Linked DNA regions of Homo sapiens: region 2 is linked to region 1. Evidence: chromatin contacts called from ENCODE Hi-C or POLR2A ChIA-PET data. All regions are on one chromosome and are shown on one strand. The core of a region is the stretch at or near the end of the contact, and the rest is flanking DNA. Distances in the headings are between cores, read along the strand shown.

The links. Hi-C counts contacts between places; a loop is a spot of excess contacts on that map. ChIA-PET counts read pairs that join two places held with the same protein, here RNA polymerase II (POLR2A). Pooled maps may share reads with other maps.
Region 2: a loop to region 1 is called in a map of CD14-positive monocyte, with 2.5 times the contacts of the local background. The contact joins the enhancer-like site here to the promoter of ZNF627 in region 1. A Hi-C loop is called at or near these places in 1 of 168 maps with a recorded cell type or tissue (CD14-positive monocyte), 6 of 37 single-sample maps with no recorded cell type and 10 of 50 pooled maps. POLR2A ChIA-PET finds 5 or more read pairs at or near these places in 8 of 52 experiments (A673, Caco-2, GM10248 and 4 more).

The regions. Positions count from the first base shown.
Region 1 is chr19:11,595,134-11,600,325 of GRCh38, reverse strand. It overlaps ZNF627 (zinc finger protein 627), which reads right to left and starts at 2,843. Exons shown (of 4, transcript NM_145295.4): 1 at 2,696-2,843. The coding sequence starts at 2,698. RefSeq lists silencers at 403-482, 2,449-2,588, 2,929-3,058 and enhancers at 2,739-2,818, 1,906-2,904.
Region 2 is chr19:11,690,909-11,696,100 of GRCh38, reverse strand. No RefSeq gene overlaps it. Among named protein-coding and RNA genes, the nearest start is that of ZNF823, 45 kb to the left of the region's middle. RefSeq lists silencers at 972-1,021, 1,132-1,191 and a cis regulatory region at 1,952-2,096. Within about 2 kb of position 2,065, at least 20 of the 41 ENCODE cell types and tissues checked have a DNase peak (open chromatin) inside an H3K27ac peak, as active enhancers do; they include A673 and CD14-positive monocyte, where a contact is called at or near this core.

The DNA of each region.
Region 1 (5,192 bases), core at 1,594-4,093:
TGGCACTACAGGCACCCGCCACCATGCCCAGCTAATTTTTTGTGTTTTTAGTAGAGACAGGGTTTCACTGTGTTAGCCAGGATGGTCTCGATCTCCTGACCTCGTGATCTGCCTGCCTCAGCCTCCCAAAGTGCTGGGATTACATGCGTGAGCCATCGCGCCCAGCCATAAGTAATAATTTTTAACAAACATAAGACTAGATATTTAATGTTTTCTGAAATCCACTTCCTTCTTGCCTCTTTGCAAAACTGTCTTATATTTCAAGGTCTACTGATGAAATACATTTATAGTTACTTAAAAAAGAAAAAAACTGAAACTGCAATAAGTGAACAAATCTTTTGCAGGGGACAAACCCAGGAAGGGGCTGCGCTAACCTGGAACAGAGGTACGTCTGACTCAAGTTTCACATCTTTTTTTTTGAGACAGAGTCTCGCTCTGTCACCCAGGCTGGGGTGCAGTGGTGTGATCTCGGTTCACTGCAACCTTTGCCTCCCACGTTAAAGCGATTCTCATGCCTCAGCCTCCCCAGTAGCTGAGATTAGAGGCACCTGCCACCACACCCAGCTAATTTTTGTATTTTTTAGTAGAGACAGGGTTTCGCCATGTTGGCCGGGCTGGTCTCGAACTCATGGCCTCAAGTGATCCGCCCACCTCAGCTTCCCAAAGTGCTGGGATTACAGGTGTGAGCCACCGCGCCCGGCCTAAGTCAGGTCATTCTATCACCTGGGATATCGTCCACCCCCTAACCTGCTCACTGAAGGGCTCAGTGACCACCCTTCCAAGAGACACTGCATTTTGCCTCCATCTGCCTGAAGTACATTTTGCTTTTCAAGTTCTTGCATCACCTCAGTGGGATGGGTTTTCCTGTCCTTGGGATAAGTTTTCTCACTTCACCAGTCTAAAAGAATCCAGAGGGCAAGAATCATATCTGTTTTTCCCCTCAATACCATCATCCATTTGGCTGGACACCAATGTGTCCCCCAAGGAATGGGATCTGGAATTAGGGGAAGAAAAGCTGAGTGTCCCAGGGGTGAGCTTTGAGAGGGAGGGGATATCAAGAGATTCCTCCGACCCCAGGACACCCAGCTCCTCCACTAAGAGGCCCCACCCCGTACTTCAGGCTGTCCAGTGGGAGCAGGCTGATACCAGACCCTTCAACAGATCTGGCTGCTGTGGGCATCCTGTGTCAGCCCAAACAGCCCTGAAGCCCAGGACCAGGAAAGGAGGATGCTCTGAAGACATATCACAGTTTAAAGTTTCCAAAGGGGAACCCCAACCCAAAGACACTGTTTTTTGTTTTTTTTATTTTAGGGTCCGGGTCTCACTATGTTGCTCAGGCTGGTCTCAAACTCCTGGCCTCAGGTGATCCTCCCGCCTTGGCCTCCCAAAGTGTTGGGATTACAGACATGAGCCATGGCACCAGGCCAACCAAAAGACATTCTGAGAACATCCCTGTGCCTAGGAGAGAGAAAAGGAGAAGAGGCACAAAGGTTTTTTCACAGCAGGGTCTCATACATGTATTCTCTGCTTTCCTCTCCTGTGAAATGTTCAGAAACAGAAAGCAAATATTTTTAAAAGACCAATCGATTGCTCCTTGAAAAAATAATACAAATTAATTAGTTTGAAATGTGCAATAAAGGACAAAGAGTTGATAATGTCGTGACTGGAGTTACCTTTTGGGAATATGGTGAAAGAAGTGGTATCAAGAATTATTTGCAAGCGCCAGAGGAGTCAGGCTAGGGGAACAAGGTCAAGGATTTGGGACCCTGTCCCCCTGGGGAGTGTTAAAATAATTAATTTGGAGACAATTAGAGGGCTGTGGCTATGGTGTCCTGGTTTCCTACCCAAGGAAACAGAAATCTAAGTCGAATGAAATTCTTTTATTTGATTTTATATTTTAAAAATTTGTAGTAGTTTTTTGGTCTCAGTCTGAATATGTTCATTTAAAAAAAATTAACAGAGATGGGGTCTCGCTATATTGCGAGGCTGATCTTCAACTCCTGGGCCCAAGCGATCCTCCTGTCTTGGCCTCCAAAAGCGCTGCGATTACAGGCGTGAGCCACCGCGCTCCAGCCTCAAATGAAATTCTTATAAATTACCAGTTTATAAGGAAATAAAATTTAGGGTTAATAAACCACAACCACCAATCCACCTCTGACTACATAAGCAGAAAATGTCCACCTAGATAGAGCAAATAAGGCGACTGCATAACTGTCACCAACCAAGTACTGAATTTGGTTCGCTTCCTCCTGCACCTTACAGCCTTTCCTTCCATTCCCTCCAACGGATCCCCAAGCCACAAACCACGACCGGGAGCTTCTCCATCGATGAGCCGCTGTTTGCTCAAATAAACTCTAAATTTTTAACGGGAGAAAGGCGGGACTGTGGGGGGCGGCCACAGACCGCAGCTCCTGCAACACGAACCACATCCGAGGAGGGATACCCCCATGACCCTCCCGCGGCCCCCGCACCATGTGGGGAGACGCGGGGCTGCGGGGCCGCAGGCGTCGCGCAGGGACGGGACAGGACGACCGGGGTCCCAGCTCCTGGCCCAGCCCCACCTTGCGGCCGAGGGAACTCGGGTCCCAGACCCCGGAGTCGCCGCAGGGAGGCCTAGGTCCCTCCACAGCCGGTTCCGGCCGGTTCCAACCAGCCCCTCCCCCAGGTCTGGGGACGCCTGACCCCTCACACGCACCATTTCTCGGCTTCCAGGTGTCCCGGCGTCCTCCCTACGACTCCCGCGACCTGTACAGGTCACGGCGCGACAGAGGCTGCGGCGGAGACACCTTGGGCCTCTCGGAGAAACGGAGACGCGAGCCCGGGTGGGGACGGTCGCCAGAAACAAAGGCTCCGTAGGGAGGCGCAGGCCCTGCCCTCCTCTCCCGGGCCCATCTGAATGGACAGTTGGCAGGGCCCCGCCCCAGCGCCCCTGATTGGATAGGGTGACATACCCCGCCCCCTAAGGCCTGAGTGACGTAGGAAGCCATGGAAACGTGGCTGTGCGTAGCAGTGTTGACTGGTTCTAGCCACTGCGCCTCTCAGGCCGAGTTTCCTCCCTGCACCCAGCCCGAGGGATATTTGAGGGTTTGTTTTGGTTTTTTTTTTTTTTTTTTTTTGAGACGGAGTTTCGCTTTTGTCGCCCAGGCTGGAGTGCAGTGGCGCGATCTCAGCTCACTGCAATCTCTGCCTCCCGGGTTCAAGCGATTCTCGTGCCTCAGCCTCCCGAGTAGCTGAATTACAGGCACCCGCCACCACGCCTGGCTAATTTTTGTATTTTTCGTAGAGACGGGGTTTCGCCATGTTACCGAGGCTGGTCTCTAACTCCTGACCTCAAGTGATACGCCCACCTCAGCCTCCCAAAGTGCTGGGATTACAGGCGTGAGCCACCACGCGTGGCCTTGTTTTGGTTTCCTTCCTTCCTTCCTTCCTTCCTTCCTTCCTTCCTTCCTTCCTTCCATCCTCCCTCCCTCCCTCCTTTCTTTTTTTTCTTTCAGGGTCTTGCTCTGTCACCCAGGCTGGACTGCAGTGGCATGATCTCGGCTCACTCCAGCCCCAATCTCCCGGGCTCAAACGATCCTCCTGCCTCAGCCTCCCTAGTAGCTGGGACCAAAGTCACGCCCCACCACACTCTGCTAATTTTATTTTGTTGTTGGTGCTGTGTGTGTGACGGGGGTGGGGTGGGTTAGATGGGGTCTCACTATGTTGACCAGGCTGGTCGTGAATTCCTGGGCTCAAGTGATCCTCCTGCCTAGGCCTCCCCAGGTGCTGGGATTACAAATGTGAGCCACCGTGCCCGGCCAATATTTGCATTTAATGCAGAGCTTGCTTCTAGCTTGCCAGAGTAGGCACTGTCTTCTTCTGGCACTCCATGAGCTCTTCCTTCTAATTCCTTCCGGACACAAGGTCACCAGTATGTGCAGGGAACTCCACACTCACTGTGACATGGAGCAATCGCCTTGCCTCAGAACGGGAGGGAGCCCAGGCTAGGCCAGGGAGGACAGGAAGAGGAGGAAGGGCCTGATGTTCCGGGAAACGGGCATTTGGGATGAGGCGTGCCAAGGCTTCCTCCCATACCCTCCGGTCCCTGAAAAAACATCTATACGTGGAAAAAAAAGTAGAAATAACTGAGGTGAGAGGAAGGATGCTCTCTGATGAAGTGATGTGGGATGAGACCCAAAGTAATGTATTAGTATTAAAAGGCAGGTTGGGCTGGGTGCGATGGAGCACGCCTGTAATCTAGCACTTTGGGAGGCCGAGGCAGGCGGATCACCTGAGGTCGGGAGTTCGGAACATGGAGAAACCCCATCTCTACTAAAAATACAAAATTAGGCCAGGCGCCGTGGCTCATGCCTGTAATCCCAGCACTTTGGGAGGCCGAGGCGGGCAGATCACGAGGTCTGGAGATCGAGACCATCCTGGCTAACACGGTGAAACCCCATCTCTACTAAAAATACAAAAAATTAGCCGGGCGTGGCAGTGGGCGCCTGTAGTCCCAGCTACTCGGGAGGCTGAGGCAGGAGAATGGCGTGAACCTGGGAGGCGGAACTTGTAGTGAGCCGAGATGGCGCCACTGCGCTCCAGACTGGGAGAGAGAGCGAGATTCCGTCTCAAAAATAAATAAATAAATAAAATAAAATAAATAAATAAATAAAAATACAAAATTAGCCGGGCCTGGTGGCACATGCCTGTAATCCCAGCTACTCGGGAGGCTGAGGCAGGAGAATCGCTTGAATCGGGGAGGTGGAGGTTGCGGTGAGCCAAGATCACACCATTGCACTTTAGCCTGGTCAACAAGAGAGAAACTGTCTCAAAAAAAAAGGCAGGTTAAGCTGGGCACAGTGGCTCATGCCTGTAATCCCAGCACTTTGGGAGGCTGAGGCAGGAGGATAACGAGGTCAGGAGTTTGAGACCAGCCTGGCCAATATAGTGAAACCCCGTCTCTACTAAAAATACAAAAAATTATTGAACCTGGGAGGTGGAGGTTGCAGTGAGCTGAGATCGTGCCACTGCACATCAGCCTGGGCGACAGAGCAAGACTTTGCCTGAAAAAAAAAAAAAAGGCAGGTTGGAGGATTCAGGGAAGATGGCAGAATAAAAATCATAAAGAATCTATGGCCAGGCATGGTGGCTCATGCCTGTAATCCCAGCAGTTTAGGAGGTCAAGGCAGGAGGATCAGTTGAGCCCGGGAGTT
Region 2 (5,192 bases), core at 816-3,315, 97 kb before region 1:
GAAAGAAAGAAAATGAAGGTCTTGAAGGAAGGAGCATTTCCACACTCTGGAGAAGGAGTAGGAGGCCACGTTGAGTTCCCAGAGTTAAATCTTTAAGTGCCCCTGCCTCATCAGAGTTTGACTCACAAGCTTGGGAACGTGTATCACCTTCTGACTGCAGGTTTGTGAACTGTGGGTGCAGCAGGCTACTTATCTCAACTAGTTCGAGTGTTTGCTTTTCTTGTCTTTCGATTTCCTTATAAAATATTGCTACTATGTGATTCCACTTTTTCCATACATTTAATGATTTTATTCCGTTGTTGGCATGTTATTACTTCCTTGGCTGAAAATCAGTAGATTGAGAGATAAGGTGGGAGAAAGGCTTGGCCATGCAGCCAACAGACTTATCCAAAATTCCTGATCCCTGGAACACATCGGGCCCTTATTTTTTTTTTTTTTTTTTTTTTTTTTTTGAGATGGTGTCTCACTCTGTCGCCCAGGCTGGAGTGCAGTGGCACGATCTTGACTCACTGCAGCCTTGACCTCCCAGGCTCAAGTGATCCTCCCACCTCAGCCTTCCGAGTAGCTAGGACTACAGGTACAGGCCACCATTCCAGGCTAATTTTTGTATTTTTTTGTAGAGACAGGCTCTCACTATGTTGTCCAGGATGGTCTCGAACTCCTGGGCTCAAGCAATGCACCGGCCTCGGCCTCCCAAAGTGTTAGGATTACGGCTATGAGCTATCACGCCCAGCCTAAGCCCTTATTCTTGTTGCAGTGTGGCCCGTATGGCCTCGGCTCTCCTCCTACTCCGAGGCCAGGGAATGGCTCCACTGGACAATGTGTCTGGGTTTCCCTGCACACACTTGTGATCCCCAGTCTAGGAGGAAAAAGCAGGAAGGTCACACTGAGTACAGATGGGGGATCCTGCTTAAATGCAGATGTCCCCTGGGAGGGGTCAGGTCACAGCGCAGGGAAGAAGCCCGCCCTGCCAAGGGCTGTGTCAAGAACTCGTTCATCAGTCTCCACTCCCCAGCGTGAGATCGCTTCTGTAACTCAGTCGTCAGGGGGCGGGATCTGTCGCACTATCCAATCAGGGCCGTGGGGCGGGGTCGTGGGAACTGTCAATCAGGCGCACTTCAGCTAAGAGGGTGCGAGATTGAAAAAGCCCGCGGCGTCTTCTACACGCCACTTCGCTGGGCTCCTGTCTCTGTCGCTGAGAGGCACTCTGGAGAGTCTGCGGCAGCCTCTGTCACACAGGGACCTGCACTGGTCGTGGGAGCCGCAGAGAGGCCCCCGGGACACGGAGGAATTCGGAAAATGGTGAGCGTGAGGGGCCAGGGATCCCGAGACGGGAGGAGGGGCTGGTTGGAACTGGCCGTGGCGGGTCCCCGGCCTCCCAGCCAGCGACTCCGGGCTCTGTGGACCGGAGTACCGCTGGCGGAGCTCGGCCCTCGGTCCCCTCGGCCGCAGGGTGGGGCTGGGCTGGCAGCCGGGACCCCGGGCGTCCTGTCCCGTCCCTTCGCGGCGACTGCGGGCCCGGGCAGGAGTCCTCTCTGGGCAGCTCCGCGCCCGCAGCCCCGCGTCTCTCCAGATTGTGCGGGGGCCACGGGAGGGTCATGGGGGGAATCCCGACTCGTGTGCGGGGTTCATGCGTGGAAGGAGCTACGGTCCGGGGTCCCCAGTTCCTTCTTTATTCCTTTATTCCTTTTTTAAACCAAATATAAAATTCTAAGCCCCCCAGTCATTTTGAACAGATCCCTCCTCCCGGCGAAGGCACTACAAAATTAACCTGAAAAACTTGTTCAGGCCATCATGGAAGGGTGGTCTGTGTATTCGTCTGTTCTCACACTGCTGGAAAGATACTACCTGAGACTGGGTAATTTATTTTTAAAAAAAGTTTTTAATTGACTCACTGTTCCACATGGCCTTAGGAAACTTACAATCATGGCAGAAGGGGAAGCAAGGCACGTCTTACGGGGTGGCAGGAGGGAGAGAGAGAAGGGAGGAGAGGGAGAGAGAGAAGGGAGGAGCCCAGACACTTATCCAGTAACCAGATCTCGTGAGAACACTGTATCAGGAGAACAGCATGGGGGAAACCACCCCCATGATCCAATCACCTCCCAGCAGGTCCCTCCCTCAACATATGGGGATTACAAATAGGATTACAATTCCTGCAAGCAGGCTCTGTGGCGCAATAGCCTAAATCGAAAGGATTACAATACCAGATGCAATTTAGATGGGGACACAGTCAAACTGTATCAGCTGGACGTGCCCCATTATATTTGCCTCCCTTTTGGAACCCAGGAAAAGCCTATCAGTATTAACATCAACACAGAACTTAAGTCTGATAAGAAGCATTTACAATCTATTCTCTCTGAAGCCTGCCACCTGGAGGCTTCATCTGCATTATGAAACTTTGGTCTCCACAACCATTTATGGGAAAATCCACCTGTGACCTGGGAACCAGACCCCTCCCCCGCCCACTTTGTGTTGTCCCTCCTTTCCAAGTAGAACCAATGTACCTCTTACATGTATTGACTGATGTATTATGTCTCCCCAAAATGTATTAATATAAAAGCAAGCTGTACCCCAACCACCTTGGACACATGTGGTCAGGACCTCCTGAGGCTGTATCATGGATGTGTCCTTAACCTTGGCAAAATAAACTTTTTTTTCTGAGATGGAGTTTCACTCTTCTTGCCCAGGCTAGAGTGCAGTGGTGCCATCTTGGCTCGGTACAACCTCTGCCTCCCGGGTTCAAGTGATTCTCCTGCCTCAGCCTCCCGAGTAGCTGGGATTACAGGCATGCACCACCACGCCTGGCTAATTTTGTATTTTTAGTAGAGACGGGGTTTCTCCCTGTTGGTCAGGCTGGTCTCGAACTCTGGGCCTCAGGTGATCCACCTGCCTCTGCCTCCCAAAGTGCTGGGATTACAGGCGTAAGCCACCACGCCCAGCCAATAAACTTTCTAAATTGAAACATGTCTCAGATACTTTTGAGTTCACATTCCTAAATGGCAAGTGGTATCCCTCTGCATCTTCCAAAGGTTTGGGAATCAGGGTTTCTAATCCACCACTCTCTTCCCTCAACTAACTCCTCCGAGGGCTTAAAATCCCTTGGTTTTTAAGCTCTTTCCCTGCATTTTGTGACTCTGATTTCATCTCCTCAGTTCACAGCAACATTAAACATTCTTTTTCCCTGGTGCTGTATTTCTAGCACCACTGGGTTCATTCTAGCAGTGTCCCTTTATTTCTTTTACTTTTTTCAACTCCAGTGAGAAACAGGCACTAATTATCTACAACATATATTGTAGATAACATAACAACATATATTCTAACATGTAAAATAGTTTCAGAATTGCTAATCCATACCCTTCTAGGGAAAAATACCCATTAGAATCGAGTGTTTGTGTACATTTCTTAAGTCATAGTATTCAATCAAAACGCTGTTTTCTGGGCCAGGCGCGGTGGCTCACGCCTGTAATACCAGCACTTTGGGTGGATCACCTGAGGTCAGGAATTCAAGGCCAGCCTTGCCAATATGGTGAAACCCCATCTCTACTAAAAATACGAAAATTAGCTGGGCATGGTGGCATGCACTTATAGTCCCAGAGCAAGACTCCGTCTCCAAAAAAAAAAAAAAAAAAAAAAAAAAGGAATTCCTTCGTTATCTTGTCATGCTTCAAGGCCCAGGAAAGGCCTGGGCAAAACTCTTGTTGGGCTTTTGTTACATTCCAGCCTTTGTTTAGAGGCATCGGCTCTCTCGACTTTTAATATTTAACCACTCAGTGCTGAAACAGTTGTTATGGAAGCCTGTGTTAGTGAGACTCTGGCCTGCCACATAGTGAAGGGTAAAAACTAACCCTAAGGAAAGGAAAACCCACCCCCCAATGATGTGGTACAAGAACCTCAAAAGCACACAGTGCAGTGTCTCCTGGGAGGGCGGTCACTCAGCACTTCAGTGAGCAGCATGGGAAGGGGTATGTCTCAGATGATAGGAGAACCTGACCTGATACTTGAGTCAGACTTGTCTGTTTTCAGTCAGCACTGCACCTCCATGGATTTGTCACCTTGAAGACATCTGTAACTCATCTCAGATTTACTTTTTTTTTTTTTTTGAGACGGAGTCTCGCTCTGTCGCCCAGGCTGGAGTGCAGTGGCGCCATCTTGGCTCACTGCAAGCTGCGCCTCCCAGGTTCACGCCATTCTCCTGCCTCAGCCTCCCGAGTAGCTGGGACTACAGGTGCCAGCCACCACGCCCGGATAATTTTTTGTATTTTTTTTAGTAGAGACAGGGTTTCACTGTGTTAGCCAGGATGGTCTTGATCTCCTGACCTCGTGATCCGCCCGCCTCGGCCTCCCAAGGTGCTGAGATTACAGGCGTGAGCCACCCCGCGCCCGGCCTCATCTTGTAATTTATCAGATCTATGGGCATGGAGTTAATATTCCTTTATGGTTCTTTTAATGTTCATGGAAATCTTAGAGATGCCCACCCTTTTGTGAGTTAGCATGGGTGTTTATCAATTTTATTCATTTCAGAAAACCAGGATTTGGATTTGTTGATGTTTTCCATTGATTTCCTGTTTGCAATTTCATTAATATCTTCTCTCGTTGTTTTCCTCTCCTTAATTTACATTTATCGTGCTCTTCTTTCTCTAGTTTCCTGGGGTGGAATTTACAGCATTGTTTTTTAGATCTTTACTTTCAAGAGTTTGCATTTAATTATTTAAATAGCTCTCTAAGCACTGCCTTTGCTGTATTCTACAAATTTTGCTAAAAGTTTTTTTCAATTTTTGGAATATTTAAGTATCTCTGGAGAATTCTGTCTGTTGCATAGTTTAGAAGTTTGTGGTTTAAATCTTTACTTTCTGGAGGCTTTTAAACTATGCTTCTGCTATTGATCTCTAGTTTAATGCTAATACGGTTTGATTTCGTATTTTATGGAATTTGATTTTTTTAAATTTGTTAAGGTATGTTTTATGCTATGTGGTCTGCCTTGGTGAATATTCCATGGTCTCCTGTTTCAGCCTCCTGAGTAGCTGGGACTACAGGTGCATGCCACCACACCCGGCTAATTTTTGTATTTTTAGTAGAGACAGGGTTTCACCATGTTGGTTAGGCTGGTCTCAAACTCTTGATCTCAGTTGATCCACCCACCTCGGCCTCCCAAAGTGCTGGGATTACAGGCATGAGCCGCCGCGCCCGGCCTG